Linked DNA regions of Homo sapiens: region 2 is linked to region 1. A link is an interaction called in ENCODE POLR2A ChIA-PET data of the cell type or tissue named here. Cell type or tissue: MCF 10A. All regions are shown on one strand.

The links. Peaks named below come from ENCODE experiments on the same cell type or tissue, not always from the same donor. Only the 100,000 strongest peaks of a DNase experiment are listed, where the experiment ranks them.
Region 2: POLR2A ChIA-PET joins it to region 1 with 6 read pairs; 1 of 35 experiments calls an interaction of 5 or more read pairs at or near these places.

What each region holds. Positions count from the first base shown.
Region 1 is chr20:4,131,228-4,139,227 of GRCh38, reverse strand. No RefSeq gene overlaps it. Among named protein-coding and RNA genes, the nearest start is that of SMOX, 14 kb to the left of the region's middle. RefSeq lists enhancers at 3,007-4,206, 3,515-4,314. In MCF 10A, no CTCF peak of the experiment used is centred here; a DNase peak (open chromatin) is centred at 3,487.
Region 2 is chr20:4,049,409-4,057,408 of GRCh38, reverse strand. No RefSeq gene overlaps it. Among named protein-coding and RNA genes, the nearest start is that of RNF24, 38 kb to the right of the region's middle. In MCF 10A, no CTCF peak of the experiment used is centred here; a DNase peak (open chromatin) is centred at 3,658.

The DNA of each region.
Region 1 (8,000 bases):
CAAGAGACACATGAAAAAATGCTCATCATCACTGGCCATCAGAGAAATGCAAATCAAAACCACAATGAGATACCATCTCACACCAGTTAGAATGGCGATCATTAAAAAGTCAGGAAACAACAGGTGCTGCAGAGGGTGTGGAGAAATAGGAACACTTTTACACTGTTGGTGGGACTGTAAACTAGTTCAACCATTGTGGAAGACAGTGTGGCGATTCCTTAAGAATCTAGAACTAGAAGTACCATTTGACCCAGCCATCCCATTACTGGGTATATACCCAGTGGATTATAAATCATGCTGCTATGAAGACACATGCACATGTATGTTTATTGTGGCACTATTCACAATAGCAAAGACTTGGAACCAACCCAAATGTCCATCAATGATAGACTGGATTAAGAAAATGTGGCACATATACACCATGGAATACTATGCAGCCATAAAAAAGGATGAGTTCATGTCCTTTGTAGGGACATGGATGAATCTGGAAACCATCATTCTCAGCAAACTATCGCAAGGACAAAAAACCAAACACTGCATGTACTCACTTATAGGTGGGAATTGAACAATAAGAACACATGGACACAGGAAGGGGAACATCACACACCGGGGCCTGTCATGGGGTGGGGGGAGGGGGGAGGGATAGCATTAGGAGATATACCTAATGTAAATGACGAGTTAATAGGTGCAGCACACCAACATGGCACATGTATACATATGTAACAAACCTGCACGTTGTGCACATGTACCCTAGAACTTAAAGTATAATAAAAAAAATAAAAAATAAAAAAATACAGTTTACCCAGTTACGTCTGAATTTCAGGCAGACAATGAATAATTTTTCAGTAGAAGCACTGGCCCAGCCACACAGCAATGAGTGGCAGATCTGGGTCCCCCGGACTATCTGGATTTTCACCATCATTCTTGGTGTGTAATCAGCCCAGGAGGCCAGATTCCTGGAGAGTTTCAGGTAACCTCAGTAATTCCACAAATCCCTTTAGAGCAGCCCAGGCCACACCTCTAGAATCGGCTTATGTGAGTTTTGTTTATTCCTTGATTTTTTCTTTGATAATCTTTGTATGCTTAGGCCCTTATCTCAGAGTTTAGGAGTCAGGTCATAGGCCAGTATCTTAAAATCAGAGCACCCATCTTTTTTTTCCTTTTTATTTTATTATCATTTTATTTATGTATTTATTTATTTTTTGAGACAGAGTTTCGCTCTTGTCTCCCAGGCTGGAGTGCAATGGTACTCTGCCTCTTGGGTTCAAGCAATTCTCCTGCAACCTCTGCCTCTTGGGTTCAAGTGATTCTCCTGCCTCAGCCTCCTGAGTAGCTGGAATTACAGGCACTCGCTACCACACCTGACTAATTTTTGTATTTTTGACAGAGACGGGGTTTCACCATGTTGGCTAGGCTGGTCTTGAACTCCTGATCTTAGGTGATCCACCCACCTCAGCCTTCCAAAGTGCTGGGATTACAGGTGTGAGCCACCACACCCGGCCTAATATTATTTTTTTAATCAGCTTCTTCAGATTTATTATTATTATTATTACTTTGAGACAGAGTTTCATTCTTGTTGCCCAGGCTAGAGTGCAATGGCACAATCTCGGCTCAGCACAACCTCCACCTCCTGGGTTCAAGCGATTCTTCTGCCTCAGCCTCCTGAGTAGCTGGGATTACAAGCATGCGCCACCATGCTCAGCTAATTTTTTTGTATTTTTAGTAGAGACAGGGTTTCTCCACGTTGGTCAGGCTGGTCTCAAACTCCTGACCTCAGGTGATCCTACTGCCTCAGCCTCCCCAAATGCTGGGATTACAGGCGTGAGTCACCGCGCGTGGCCAATTTTTTTATTTTTATAGAGATGGGGTCTTGCAATGTTGCTCAGGCTGGTCTCGAACTCCTGGCCTCAAGCTATCTTCCCGCCTTGGTCTCCCAAAGTGCTGGGGTTACAGGTGTGAGGCACCACACCTAGCCTTTCAAGCACTTTTTTTTTTGCCTCAGGTTCCTCCAACTTTCTACTTAAATGCCATCGCCTCCACCATCTGTCCTCTCACAGGCCTGCCCCCTTCCCCAGCCCATACCACCGGCCCCTGGAAACTTTGTCAGTTTCCAGCGTCACCCTGAACAGTAGCCACTGCACAGCATTTAGAGAAATCAAGAAAAGCAAAGGAGTGCATCTCAAATCACATGAATTAAGGAAGGGCCCGGTCAGGGGAGGTGGAACAGGGAGGCGGTGTGGTGAAGGGCACCCGTCCTGTAAGCCCTTTATCTTGTCTGGCTCTAACTCCTTCATGAGGAATCACAGCACCACCGGACAAGGTGCCTCCTAATGTCGCCCCTCCGGCATCTCCCTTTCTGCTTCTTACTCCTCCCCTGACCCTGTGAGCAGCTGCAGGCCGCGTGCTCAGCCTCAGTCAGATCTTTTCCGAGCCCTGAGCCATGCCAGGCAGGCTGGGGCATCCGTGTCAACAGCACAGGAGATGACCTCGGCCCAGCTGCCAATCCCACAGCATCCCAAACATCAACTCCAGTAGGGCAGCCTGACCTGGTCATGGCTATGTGTATGCCTGTGTGTGTGTCAGCGCCCTGGTTCCCACTCCACCCTGTGGGGGTCCTGGTGGATGGCCTCGCTGGCCACAACCCACTGGGTCAGCAACAAGTAAACAGGATGGACCGATGGCTGCTCCAAAAGCAGATGCCACTCACTATCTAAACAGGAAGGAAACGCTCAACCCATGGGAAGGCTGCCTCCATGCTCTCAGTGATGCAAGAGAGAGGGAAGGAGGAGAGAAAAGAGAAGGGGGAGGAGAGGAATGGAGAAGAGCAAAGGCAAAGAAGTAGTGAAGGAGTCAGGGAGAAGAAAGCAGGGCAAAATTGAGGACATCACAAAACCAAGGTCTTGGGCTACTGTTCCCACCAGGTGCCCTGCGCCCTCCAGGTCCTGCTCCTCGCCAAGCTTCCCTGCCTCCCACTTATCGCTCCGGCCCTGCCCCTGGCCAGCCCACCCCATATCTGACCTCCTGCCCCTCACCCCACCTTCCTCCACTCTCCTGCTATGCCCTGCCCCTGCTACAGCTTGTCCTAGAAATCCTCAAGGATAAACCCACCCCCAGGGTTCCCTTCCTTTTGCACAGAAAAGTTCCAGAGGGCTGGGCTTATCTTCTCTCCTTTGGGGCAGCTATGATATCAGAGGATACACAATTTCTCCATTTTCAAATAGGGACACTGAGCCCTCCATTGGTCCACCCAAGGCCGCCAGCAAATGAGGAACAAATCTAGCCTTTCAGCTTCTGTCCTCTTTCCTGATCCACTTATTGCTGATCTTTCTTGGTTTGCCTCCCCTGGTCTCGAAGGTAACTGTGCCTTGATGGGAGCATCCCAGAGCTGGTGACTCAGGTAGGGGGAGGCTGGGGCCGCCAACTTCCTGGGAGGAGCTGTTAGTTACCCATTAAATAGACCATCCTCTGAGTCACTGGAAGGACTGGGAAATCCTGGAGGTTGGGAGAGGCTGAGTCATCTTTGTCTTTATTTCAGCAGAGAAGAAAAAGGCCTCCCACAGAGAATGGCCAAGCCAGGTCACTGCTATTTCCCAACAGAAATGAAAACTGGAATTGAGCCATGTGGAAAGATGGACCAGGCCACAAGAAGGTCTTCGGGACAACCCTGAAAGAGGTGACCCAGGGAGACAGAGTCCAGGGTCCTTTCAAATCACTGCTGGCAGGAGCAAAGATCAAGATAGGTGAAACCTGATATTCAAATGCAGGCGTGGAAAAAGAATAGGTACATTGAAGTGTGTTGTTTGTCTTGATAAATAATCCTTCATTAGAAAGATTCAGAGTTCCTCTGAATGGCATTCCATGCTTGGAAATTTCCAGGGTTTACTTATAGTTCTGTCCCTGGCGAAGAGAGAAGACACCCCTGGAGCTCATACCACATGAACTTCTGCCTCCTCGAAGAACTGAAGCCATTCTCATCCAGACGTTTTGGGTCATCTGCATGCGCTGGGCTCCTTCGCCCTAGTTCAGTGCTTCTCAAACTTTCAGAATCACCTGGAGAGCTTGTGAAAAACAGATGGCTGAGCCCCGCCCGCGGAGTTTCGGATCCAGTAGGTTTGGGGTGGTGCCCCACGGTTTGCATTTCTTAGTTTCCTGGTGATGCCGATGCTGCTCGCCCATCAAGCTCACTTTGAGAATCACTGATGGAGTTAGACCCACCTACTACGCTCTCTGCACACACCCCAGAGAGCTCTCAGAGAGAGAGCGCTGCTGGGGAAATCACTCAACCCTGTCCTAGGGGCTGTCTGTCCCACCCTGCTGTCCCTTCTGAGACACGGGAGGCATCCTGCTCCTAGCAAAAGCCATTCACTCCACTGTGCCCCTCCTCCTTCAGTTCTCCCTCCTCTCCTGTTTCTTCCATCTCTCCCTGTCTCATGGACTGTTCCCATAAAAATACACACATTTTCCAGCCGCTCTCATCTAAACAAAACAAGGTTACCCTAACCTCCTTATCTGCCTCCAGCGACCACGCCCCTCCTCCGTGATATTCACAGCAAACCTTCTTCAAGGCTTGTGGGTCCTTCCCATCCCCAGCTCCTTCCTTCCCAGCCCACTGCAGGCCAGCTTCCTTTTCCAGCACCTCCCACGTGGCCAAATCCGATGGTCCCCACCTCGCTCAATCTCTCAGAAACATCCAGTCCACTGACCGCTGCCTCCCTCTGGGAAGGCTTTCTGCTGTAGACGTCTCGGACCCTACACTCTCCCGGTTTTCCTCCTGCCTCACGGGACAATGCTCCTCTGAATGTGGGAGGGCCCCTCTTGGTCCTGACTGCCTCCCCTTCCCCACACTCTCGCTAGCCCCATGGCTTCAACGTGGTGTCTGCTGAATCTACGTCTAGAGCCCTGGTCACTCGCTAGAGCTTGGATTTTTATCAAACTACCTCCTGAGCACCTCAAACTTAACATGGCCAAAATAAAATTCTTGATTTCTTCTGCCCAACATGTGTGTGTGTGCATGTAGTAAAAGATACAAAGCACAACATTTATCATTTTAATCTTTCGTGAGACAGGGTCTCGCTCTGTTGCCCAGGCTGGGGTGCACTGGCACAATCATAGCCATCCTCCTGCCTGGGCTCAAGCCATCCTCCTGTCTCAGCCTCCTGAATAGCTGGGACTACAGGTGTGTGCCACCATACCTGGCTTTATTTATTTATTTGTTTATTCATTTATTTATTTTTGTAGAGATAGGGTCTCCCCATATTGCCCAGGCTGGTCTCAAACTCTTGGCCTCAAGCTCCCTCCCAAAACACTGGGATTACAGGCATGAGCCACTGCGCCCAGCTCATGTTAACCATTTTTAAGTGTGTAGTTCAGTGGCATGCAGTGTATTCACAATTCGTGTGTCCATTACCACTATCCATTTCCAGAACTCTTTCACTAACCCAAGCTCAAATTCTGTGCTCTTTACACAATGACACCCCCCTGCCCCACCTCCAGCCCCTGGTGACCACTATTCTGCTTTCTGTCTCTATGAATCTATGGTGGGCACCTCACATACGCAGACTCACACGATATTTGTCCTTTGTGTCTGCCTGCCTGTCTTTTCCTCCCTCAAGTTCTATCATTCTTCAATTGCCTAAGAATACTCCCCAGCAAATAGAATTGGTGATTGGCAGGCTGCTCCAAGAAGGTTTCTGAGCTGTTGTTCTTCAGTATTATTATTATTTTTTCCTTTTTTAATGAGACAGGGTCTTGCTATGTTGCCCACACTGGTCTTGAACTCCTGGGCTCAAGCGATCCTCCTGCCTCCCAAAGTGCTAGGATTACAGGTGTGAGCCACCACACTCAGTCTCTTCAGTATTATTTTTTCAGGCATTTCTGTTTTGTTCCTTAAAATTTGTAAATACAGAAAATAAAATAAAAATAACCAAGAAAGACAAACACCATGCTCCTGCTTCTCAGATATGATTATTGTGAACATTATATGTCATTTGCCTTGTCATTCTTTTTTTGTAGACAGGCACAGTGGTTCATACCTGTAATCTCAGAGCTTTGGGAGGCCGAGGCAGGAGGATCGTTTGAGGCCAAGATTTCAAGGCTACAGTGAGCTATGATTGCACCACTGCACTCCAGCCTGGGTGACAGAGCAAGACTCGGTCTCAAAAAAAAAAAATCAATAAAATCAAAAAAGCAAATAAATACAAGAAATGAAACACTACAAGTCAAATTGTAGTCTCCTTTGGATCCCTACTGCCAGAGGCAACAACAGATAAATTAAGTATGTATCCATTTAATCGGCTTCTTTGGTTTAAACTTATATCATATTTCATCTAATTTGATCAATTTCATCAATTGTGAGACACACTTTTTTTTTTTTTTTTTAGATGGAGTCTTGCACTGTCGCCTGGCCTGGAGTGAAATGGTGCTATCTCGGCTCACTGCAACTTCTGCCTCCCGGGTTCAAGCGATTCTCCTGCCTCCACCTCCCGAGTAGCTGGGATTACAGGCGCCCGCCACTACACCTGGCTAACTTTTTGTATTTTTAGTAGAGATGGGGTTTCGCTATGTTGGCCAGGCTGGTCTTGAACTCCTGACCTCGTGATCCACCCACCTTGGCCTCCCAAAGTGCTGGGATTACAGGCATGAGCCACCACACCTAAGATGCACTATTATTTTAACCCCCACTTAAAAGGAAAAATATTGCCAATTAAATTCTGACACAATCCTTTATCATTCCGACACAATACTTTATAATCTTAGATTTTTATTTTATACTTATTGAAAGAAATCTTAAACATACATATTTTATCATACTTTTTTACCATACCATATTTTAGCAAATCTAAAATTCCATCTATTTTAAGATGCAATCTGATTTCAGAAAGATTTTTGGCCAGGTGCAGTGGCTCATACCTGTAATCCCAGCACTGTGGGAGACCCAGGCAGGCAGATACTTGAGCCAGGGAGTTCCAGACTAGCTTGGACAACATGACAAAACCCCATCTCTACAAAAAATAGAAAAATTAGCTGGGCGTGGTGGTGTGTGCCTGTAATCCCAACTACTCGAGAGGCTGAGGTGGGAGGATGGCCTGAGCCCAGAGAGGTCGAGGTTACAGTGAGCTGTGATTGTGCCATTGCACTCCAGCTTGGGCAACAAAGTGATACCCTGTCTCAGAAAAAAAGGAAGAAAGAATTTTTTTACTGTGTGTCTTAGAATCAATGAATTATGGCTTATCACTCTTGTGCATACATAAGAAGGAAATAAGCAAAATAAAATGGGTTAAGTATTCCTAAAACTTCACGTCTAAAGTTCAACCCTTCTATACCACTTTTTTTTAATTAGTAAATTTTTGTTTTAGCAGTTTTAGGTTTACAGAAAAAACTGAGTAAAAAGTACAGAGAGATGTCATATACTCCTTCACCTTCCTCCCAATCTTCCCTATTTTTAACATCTTGCATTAGTGTGGTACATTTGTTCCAGTTAATGAGCCCATATTGATGTATTATTATTAACTAAAGTCTCTACTGACATTAGGATTCACTCTTGGTATACATTGCATGAGTTTTTGACAAATGTATAATGATATGTATCCAACATTATGATATCGTACATATCATACAATTACATATCATATCATAATTACATATCATATCATAATTACATATCATAATTTCACTGCCCTAAAAACCTCCTATGTTCTACATATTCGTCCCTCCCTCCTCCAGAGCCCCTGGCAACCACTGATCTTTTTACCGTCTTCATAGAATATCCTAGGGTTGCAATCGTACAATAAGTAGCCTTTTCACATTGGCTTCTTCCACTTAACTGTAAATGGTTGAAGAGTCTTCAAATGGTCCTGAAATGTCAAAGTATGCCAGCGTCTGGTCATACTACCAAGTCACTATACTTTCTGGTGAGTTTATAGTACTTTTTAATAATTTTTAAAATTATTTTCCATACTAGAATGCAAACTTTTGGAGGTTCTTAGAGGTCATCTTGTATT
Region 2 (8,000 bases), 82 kb after region 1:
GATTGGATTCGAGATCAAGAAAGGTAAACCGACTACAGAATAACATGGGCCACGCAGGAGATAGGACTACGAAGACTAGGGATGAGAGGTGGGAGGGGTAAGCTAATGCATTCACCCCAACAGGAGAAATAGATGATGAAGGAAGGAAGTGACAGTGGGGTTGGAGAACCGGAGCCAATGCTAGCAGATACTCAGGAGACTTGCTGATAGATTGGGCAAATAGAGTGGAGTAGAGGGAAATTAGTGCCTAAATTCCAGCTTGGGTGACTGATGCCTGGCCCACATCCTGGGCATGGGAGAGGCTGCTGAATTCTATTGACTAAAATTCAAAACGTGGTTCCCCCTTTGACCCAGCACTTATGCAACATACTAAACAGCAGTAAAAAGAATGAGAAAAAAAGGAGGCAAGTCCATACGTGCTAACGTGGGAAGACCTCCATGTCACGTTGTACAGGAAAAGAGCAAGTTTCAAGAGAGCATGTACAATATGCTCCTATTTGCATTTGAGAAAAGACTACACACATACCAGACAAAGATCTGGTATTTTTCTTAATTAGAAAAAAGTAGGCCAGGCGCAGTGGCTCACACCGGTAATCCAAACACTTTGGGAGGCCGAGGCAGGTGGATCACAAGGTCAGGAGATCAAAACCATCCTGGCTAACACAGTGAAAGCCTGTCTCTACCAAAAATACAAAAAAATTAGCCGGGCGTGGTAGCACATGCCTGTAGTCCCAGCTACTCGGGAGGCTGAGGCAGGAGAATCACTTGAACCCAGGAGGCCGAGCTTGCAGTGAGCCGAGATCACGCAATTGCACTCCAGCCTGGGTGACAGAGCGAGACTCCATCTCAAAAAAAAAAAAAAAAAGAAAAAAGAAAAAAGTAACTACATACAAAACTAAGTATTGCTGTATGTACAGTAAGTAAAGTTCTTTTAAAAATCTGATTTTTTCAAGGCAAATATTTTCAAATATTACTTTTGTAATTTGAAACTATATGTAACACACAGATAACAGGGGCTACCACTGAAGAGGGAAGAGGGTTTGGGGGATAAATGAGAGAAGTCTTTATTTATATTGCCTGAATTTTTTACAAACACCAATTTCTTCCTGTTTAATTTAAAATAAGTATATTGACTGGGTGACAGAGCAAGACTCTGTCTCAAAAAATTTTTTAAAAAAAATTTTTAAGTAAAAATAAAATAAGTATATTTTACAAATGAGAAATCCAGGCCTGGTGCCCCCTCCAGCCCCACCAGGTCCTTAATCTAGCCCCAAAAAATAATGAAGGTAAGAGAAAGTCAAAGGCAGAATTCTGTTTTTTTGGTTTTGTTTTTTTTGAGACAGAGTCTCACTCTGTTGCCCAGGCTGGAGTGCAGTGGCATGATCTCAGCTCACTGAAGCCTCCACCTTCCAGGTTCAAGTGATTCTCCTGCCTCAGCCTCCCGAGTAGCTGGGATTACAGGTGCCCACCACCACACCCGGCTAATTTTTGTATTTTTAGTAGAAACAAGGTTTCACCATATTGGCCAGGCTGCTCTCAAACACCTGACCTCAAGTGATCTGCCCGCCTTGGCCTCCCAAAGTGCTGGGATTACAGGCATGAAGCACTGTGTCGGGCCCAAAGGCAGAATTCTTATCCTGATGTCAATAAACTTGGGTGGAAAAAAAAAGTTTCCCCATTATTTTCACTGCCTCTAACTGAAATATGGTATTTCCTTGCATTATGAATGTAGGCAATAGATGACAGTAGTATTTAGCAGTGTCTGCAACTTTGTCACCAACAAAAATCACAGCTATTTCCCTAACATATTAGAGTTATTGCAGATATCTTAAAATATCATTTATGATATTGTGAAATTGTGATAGATATTAGATCCTGTCTTAATCTGTTTGCTTCTGCTATAACCGAATACCTGAGACTGGGTAATTTATCATGAACAGAATTTATTTGGCTCACAGTTCTGTGGACCACAAAGTCCAAGAGCATGGCACCAGCGTCCGGCAAGGGCTTCGTGCTGTGTCATCTTGTGGCAAAAGGCAGAAAGGCAAGAGCGGGCAGTAACAAGAAAGCAAGAGGGGCCAAACTCACTTTTTTTTTTTTTTTTTTTTGAGACGGAGTCTTGCTCTGCCACCCAGGCTGAAGTGCAGTGGCTCCTTCTTGGCTCACTGCAACCTCCGCCTCCCAGGCTCAAGTGACTATCTTGCCACAGCCTCCCAATTAGGTGGGATTACAGGCACCCGCCACCATGCCCAGCTAATGTTTGTATTTTTAATAAAGACAGAGTTTCGGCCGGGCGCGGTGACTCACGCCTGTAATCCCAGCACTTTGGGAGGCTGAGGCGGGCGGATCATGAGGTCAGGAGATCGAGACCATCCTGGCTAACACGGTGAAACCCCGTCTCTACTAAAAATACAAAAATTAGTCAGGTCTGGTGTCAGGTGCTTGTAGTCCCAGCTACTCAGGAGGCTGAGGCAGAAGAATAGCATGAACCCGGGAGGCGGAGCTTGCAGTGAGCTGAGGTCGCACCACTGCACTCCAGCCTGGGCGACAGAGTGAGACTCCATCTCAAAAAAAAAAAAAAAAAGAGTTTCGTCATGTTGGCTAGGCTGGTCTCAAACTTCTGATCTCAAGTCATCTGCCTGCCTCAACTTCCCAAAGTGCTGGGATTACAGGCATGAGCCACCACACCCAGCCTAAACTCACTTTTATAACAACCCACTCTCATGATATAATGGCATTAATCCATTCGTGAGGGTTCTGCCTAAGGTCCCCCCTTCTTAAAGGTCCTACCTTTCAACGATGTTGCAATGGAGACTAAATTTCCAACACATGATTATGGGGGGCACATTTAAACCATAGCAGATCCACTGCTAGATTTTCTTCTTTAATGTGTTAAAAAATTCATTAGTATATATCACATTTTTAAAAAATGTTTTTAAGACAGAGTCTCTCTGTCTCCCAAGCTGAGTGCATTGAGCAATCATGGCTCACTGCAGCCTCAATCTCCCAGGCTCAAGCACTCCTGCTGCCTCAGCCTCCTAAGTAGCTGGGAGTACAGGCATGTGCCACCACTCCCAGCTAAAAAAGAAAAGAGAACGTTTCTCTCTTTTTTTTTTTTTTTGAGATGGAGTTTTGCTCTTGTTGCCCAGGCTGGAGTGCAATGGCACAATCTCGGCTCATCACAACCTCCGCCTCCCAGATTCAAGCGAGTCTCCTGCCTCAGCCTCCAAGTAGCTGGGATTACAGACATGCACCACCACGCCCAGCTAATTTCGTATTTTTAGTAGAGACAGAGTTTCTCCATGTTAGTCAGGCTGGTCTTGAACTCCCAACCTCAGGTGATCCACCCACCTCGGCGTCCCAAAGTGTTGGGACTACAGGCATGAGCCACCATGCCTGGCCACACCCAGCTAATTTTTTTATTTTTTGTAGAGACAGGGTCTCACTAGGTTGTCTAGGTAGGTTAAATTTGTTTTTTTAATTGACAGATGACTTCATATGTATTTATCACATGCAACATGATGTTTTGAAGAATATATATTGTGCAATGGTTAAACGTAGCTAATTAACAAATACACCACCTCATGACATCTTGTAACTACTCATATTTATGGGATACAATTTGATGTTTCAATGCATGACCCAATCAGGATGTTTGGCATATTCGTCACCTCAGGCGTTTATCATTTCTTTGTGGTGAGAATACTCAGAAGACTCTCTTCCAGCTATTTAGTAACATACAATAACTTACCGTTAACCGTCATCACCCCACGATGCAATAAAACACCAGAACTTATTCCTCCAATCTAATTGTCACTTTGTACCCATTGACCAACCTCTCCCCATCCTCCCTTCTCCGCTCCTTTCTCAAGTCTCTGGTAAGCACTGTTCTACTCTCTGCTTCCATGATATCAACTTTTTCAAAAATTCCACATTAGTGAGATCATGTGGTATTTGTCTTTCTGTGTCTGGTTCACTTTGCTTAGCATAATGTCCTCCAGGTTCATGCATGTTGTCACAAATGACAGGGTTTCCTTCTTTTTATGACTGAATAGTATTGCATTTTGTATATAAACCACATTTCCTTTATCCATTCATTGATGGACACTTAGATTGGTTTCATAGCTTGGATATTGTGAATAGTGCTGCAATAAACATGGAAGTGCAGCTGTCCTTCCACCTTGATTTCATTTCCTTTGGATATATACCCAGTAGTGGGATTGCTGGATCTTATAAATATTAAAATATGTTAATATCTGCATTTTAGTGCAATTGGTTTCCTTTGTTATCTGGTGTATTTTACCTTATGCATTTAAGAGCATTATTCTGAAGAGTTTCATGGACTTCACCAGCCTGCTAAAGGAGTCCACAACCTGAACAAAGTTATGGGAAGGGACAGGGGTGCTCAACCCAGCCCAACCCCACATATCCTGGGACAAGAGCCCTGATCTGGGAGAAGACTGAGAAGCCAAACCCTGAGACAGCTTGCCGTCCCCAGTGAGGACCTTCCTTAGAGTGACCCAGACATGACTCTGGAAGAGGTCCAGGAGGGTTTAGAGGAAGTCCTGTGAGTTGGGACCCAGCTCTTCTCTAAAGAAAGGGCAGAGACCTTGAGGCTCAGGAGAGCCCAGAACCCAGGCAGGGCAGAATATGGGGTGAGTAAGAGGCCTCTGCAGCCAGCTGCCTGCCTACTTATCGTCCTACCTACCAGTGGTTGAGAAGCCTCTGGGGCACCGTGTGTTGCAGCTGTCATCATTCCCATGACCTCTGTGACAGTTTCTCCCAGACCCATCCCACGCAAGCCACCCAGTCCAATTTGAGCACTGCGCATCAGTGGCAACTCCCTCTCTCCCTTGGTAACGAAATCTTTGGAGCCACAGTTTGGACTTAAGGAAGAACTTCCCTGCAAAAAACACTGAGCGCAGGGCTAGGGAGTGGAGGCAGCTATGATGAGGACAGCCAAGGAGGTTAGGAAGCCCCTCTAGCAGCTTTCAAAACCCAGCGAGATATGTCATTGTCTTAGGCTTGAAATGGTCTGGGAGCAGCCAGGTCCGAGACTGAAGACAGGGGTGGACCCACTGAGTCCCAGAACACCCTAGCAGACGTCAGACCTCTCTTTGTTTAGGCGGGCGGCCTCACTCTTGCCTGTCCAGAGAAACTGCAGGCTTGCTTTAGAAGGAATATGTTTCCTTCCACAGGCTTGCTTCACTGCTAAGGAAAAAACAATCTAAAAATAACTGAAATGCAAACTGGAGCTGATGACAGATATTGGGAGAACAAGAAGAGGTGGGCAGTGTTGGGACCTCTCCCCCAGAGCCCGGCCCAGTCAGGACAGGAGAGAGGTGATGGTGTCACTGCTGGGTGCAGCCCTTCGGATACTCTGTTCGGGGTGCCTGCCCCTAGTAACTCACCTAAGCAGCATTACCCTAAGCTAGCCCACACTGTCCTTCTGTCCCCTGCCTACCCAAACTCCACCTATGCTCCCAGGCCCAGCTTGATTTCATCATTTCCTGAAGGCTTCTCCAATTCCCAAGCCTACACTGAACTCACATAGGCTGTGAGACTAGGAGCTTTTGGGGGCTTGGCCTAATGTTACAGGCTTAGTCTGTTTTCTGTTACTTAGAATACTTGAAAGTGAGTAATTTATAAGGGAGATAAATTTATTTTTTACAGTTATGGAGGCTGAGAATCCAAAGTCGAGGGACTTCATATGGTGAGGGCCTTCTTGCTGGTGGGACTCTGCAGAGTCTCCAGGTGGCACAAGGCATTGCATGGTTGGGGGCGCTGAATGCGGTTTCTCGGGTCTCCCTTCCTCTTTTTGTAAAGCCACCAGTTCCACTCCCATGATAACTCATTAATCCATTAAGCCATTTATCCTTAAATGGATTAATCCATTCATGAGAGCAGATCCCTCATGACCTAATCCCTCTTAAAGGTCCCACCTCTCAGTACCGCCACATTGAGGATTTTCTATCTTTCTTTCTTTCTTTCTTTCTTTCTTTCTTTCTTTCTTTCTTTTCGAGACGAAGTCTTGCTCTGTTGCCAGAGTGGAGTGCCGTGGCGCCATCTCGGCTTACTGCAACCTCCACCTCCAGGGTTCAAGCAATTCTCCTGCCTCAGCCTCCCAAGTAGCTGGGACTACAGGAGCGCGCCACCATGCCCAGCTAATTTTTGTATTTTTAGTAGAAAGGGGGTTTCACCATGTTGACCAGGATGGTCTCAATCTCTTGACCTCGTGATTCACCCGCCTCAGCCTCCCAAAGTGATGGGATTACAGATGTGAGCCACCATGCCCGGCCGAGGATTAAGTTTCAAAGTGAATTTTGGAGGAGGTATTCAAATCATAGCAGTCACCTAAATCTCTGAGGAGACAGAGATCCCCAAAGGATGCTCTTAGCAGCCCCTTAATACACACAACACCCAACTAGTGAGCTAAGGTTGGAAGCTGCCAGATTTGATTCTCCATTTTAGGTGTTCCTAGGCCCCACTGTGTCTCTTATTTGAGTGCCTATGACGAGGCCCCTGCTGTTCTGAGCACTAGGGATACAAGTGCATACTAAGCGAAGTCCCTGAACTGTGTGCTTGACATGCTGATAAGCAACACAGACAGACAGACCGATGACAACATATAAACCAGTAAATAGAATGTGTCAGATGGTGGTAAGTACTGTAGAGACAGATAGAGCTGGTGAAGTCGATAGGCCTGAAGGAAAGTAAAGGAGGGAGCCACGTGGATATCAAAGGGAAGAGCATTCCATTCAGGGTAACAGCCAGTGCAAAGGCTGAGAGGCAAGGGCAACTTTAGCATATTAAAGGGACATGCACAGAGTGACCAAAGAGGAGAAAGTAGGGAGATGATAGGAGGGAAGTATGATGGAGATCACCTAGGGCCTCACAGACATTGTAAGGACTGTGGCTTATACTTAGAGTGGGCTGGGAGCTGTTGGAACATTGGAGGGTTTCCAGCAGAGGAGGAACATGGTCTCAGCCTCTAAAGGATTAATCTGGCTGCTGTGTTGAGAATCACATCAGGAGCAGAGTGAGTTGGAAGAGAAACAAGGGTAGAAGCTGGAGAGAAGGAAGAGAAGGATACTGCAGTAATCCAGGTGACAAGTGATAGTGGCCCAGACCAGACTGGTAGCAGAGGAGGGGATAAAAGTTCAGGTATTTTGAAAGCACTTATGATCAGATTGCCGATCGTTTGGTGGAAGAATATGAGCAGAGAGGAGTCCAGGTTTCTAGCCTGAGCAACGAGTCCAGAAACACAGTGAGAGACTGTGGAAGGGGTGAGTTTAGGGACTGATATGGTTTGGCTGTGTCCCCACCCAAATCTCAACTTGAATTGCATCTCCCAGAATTCCCCCATGTTGTGGGAGGGGCCCAGGGGGAGGTAACTGAACCATGGGGGCCAGTCTTTCCCATTCTATTCTCGTGATAGTGAATAAGTCTCACGAGATCTGATGGGTTTATCAGGGGTTTCCACTTTTGCTTTTTCCTCATTTCCCTTGCCACCAATATGTAAGAAGTGCCTTTTGTCTCCCGCCATGATTCTGAGGCCTCTCCAGCCACGTGGAACTATAAGTCCAATTAAACCTTTTTCTTCCCAGTCTCGGGTATGTCTTTATCAGCAGTGTGAAAACGAACTAATACAGGGACATAGATGAGAATTTCAGTTTGGGATATGAATTGTAGCTTCATGAAGAAACTCAACTCATCCGTCTTGCTAGCTGAGGTCTATCGCTAACTTGGCAGGGAAGTTTTCCAGTGGAGCAGGACAGCAAATCAAAACCCTGTATAAAAAATGATCCTTGGCCAGGCTTGGTGGCTCACGCCTGTAATCCCAGCACTTTGGGAGGTCGAGGCGGGTGGATCACGAGGTCAGGAGATTGAGACTATCCCGGCTAACACGGTGAAACCCCATCTCTACTAAAAATACAAAAAATTAGCCGGGCGCGGTGGCGGGCGTCTGTAGTCCCAGCTACTGGGGGAGGCTGAGGCAG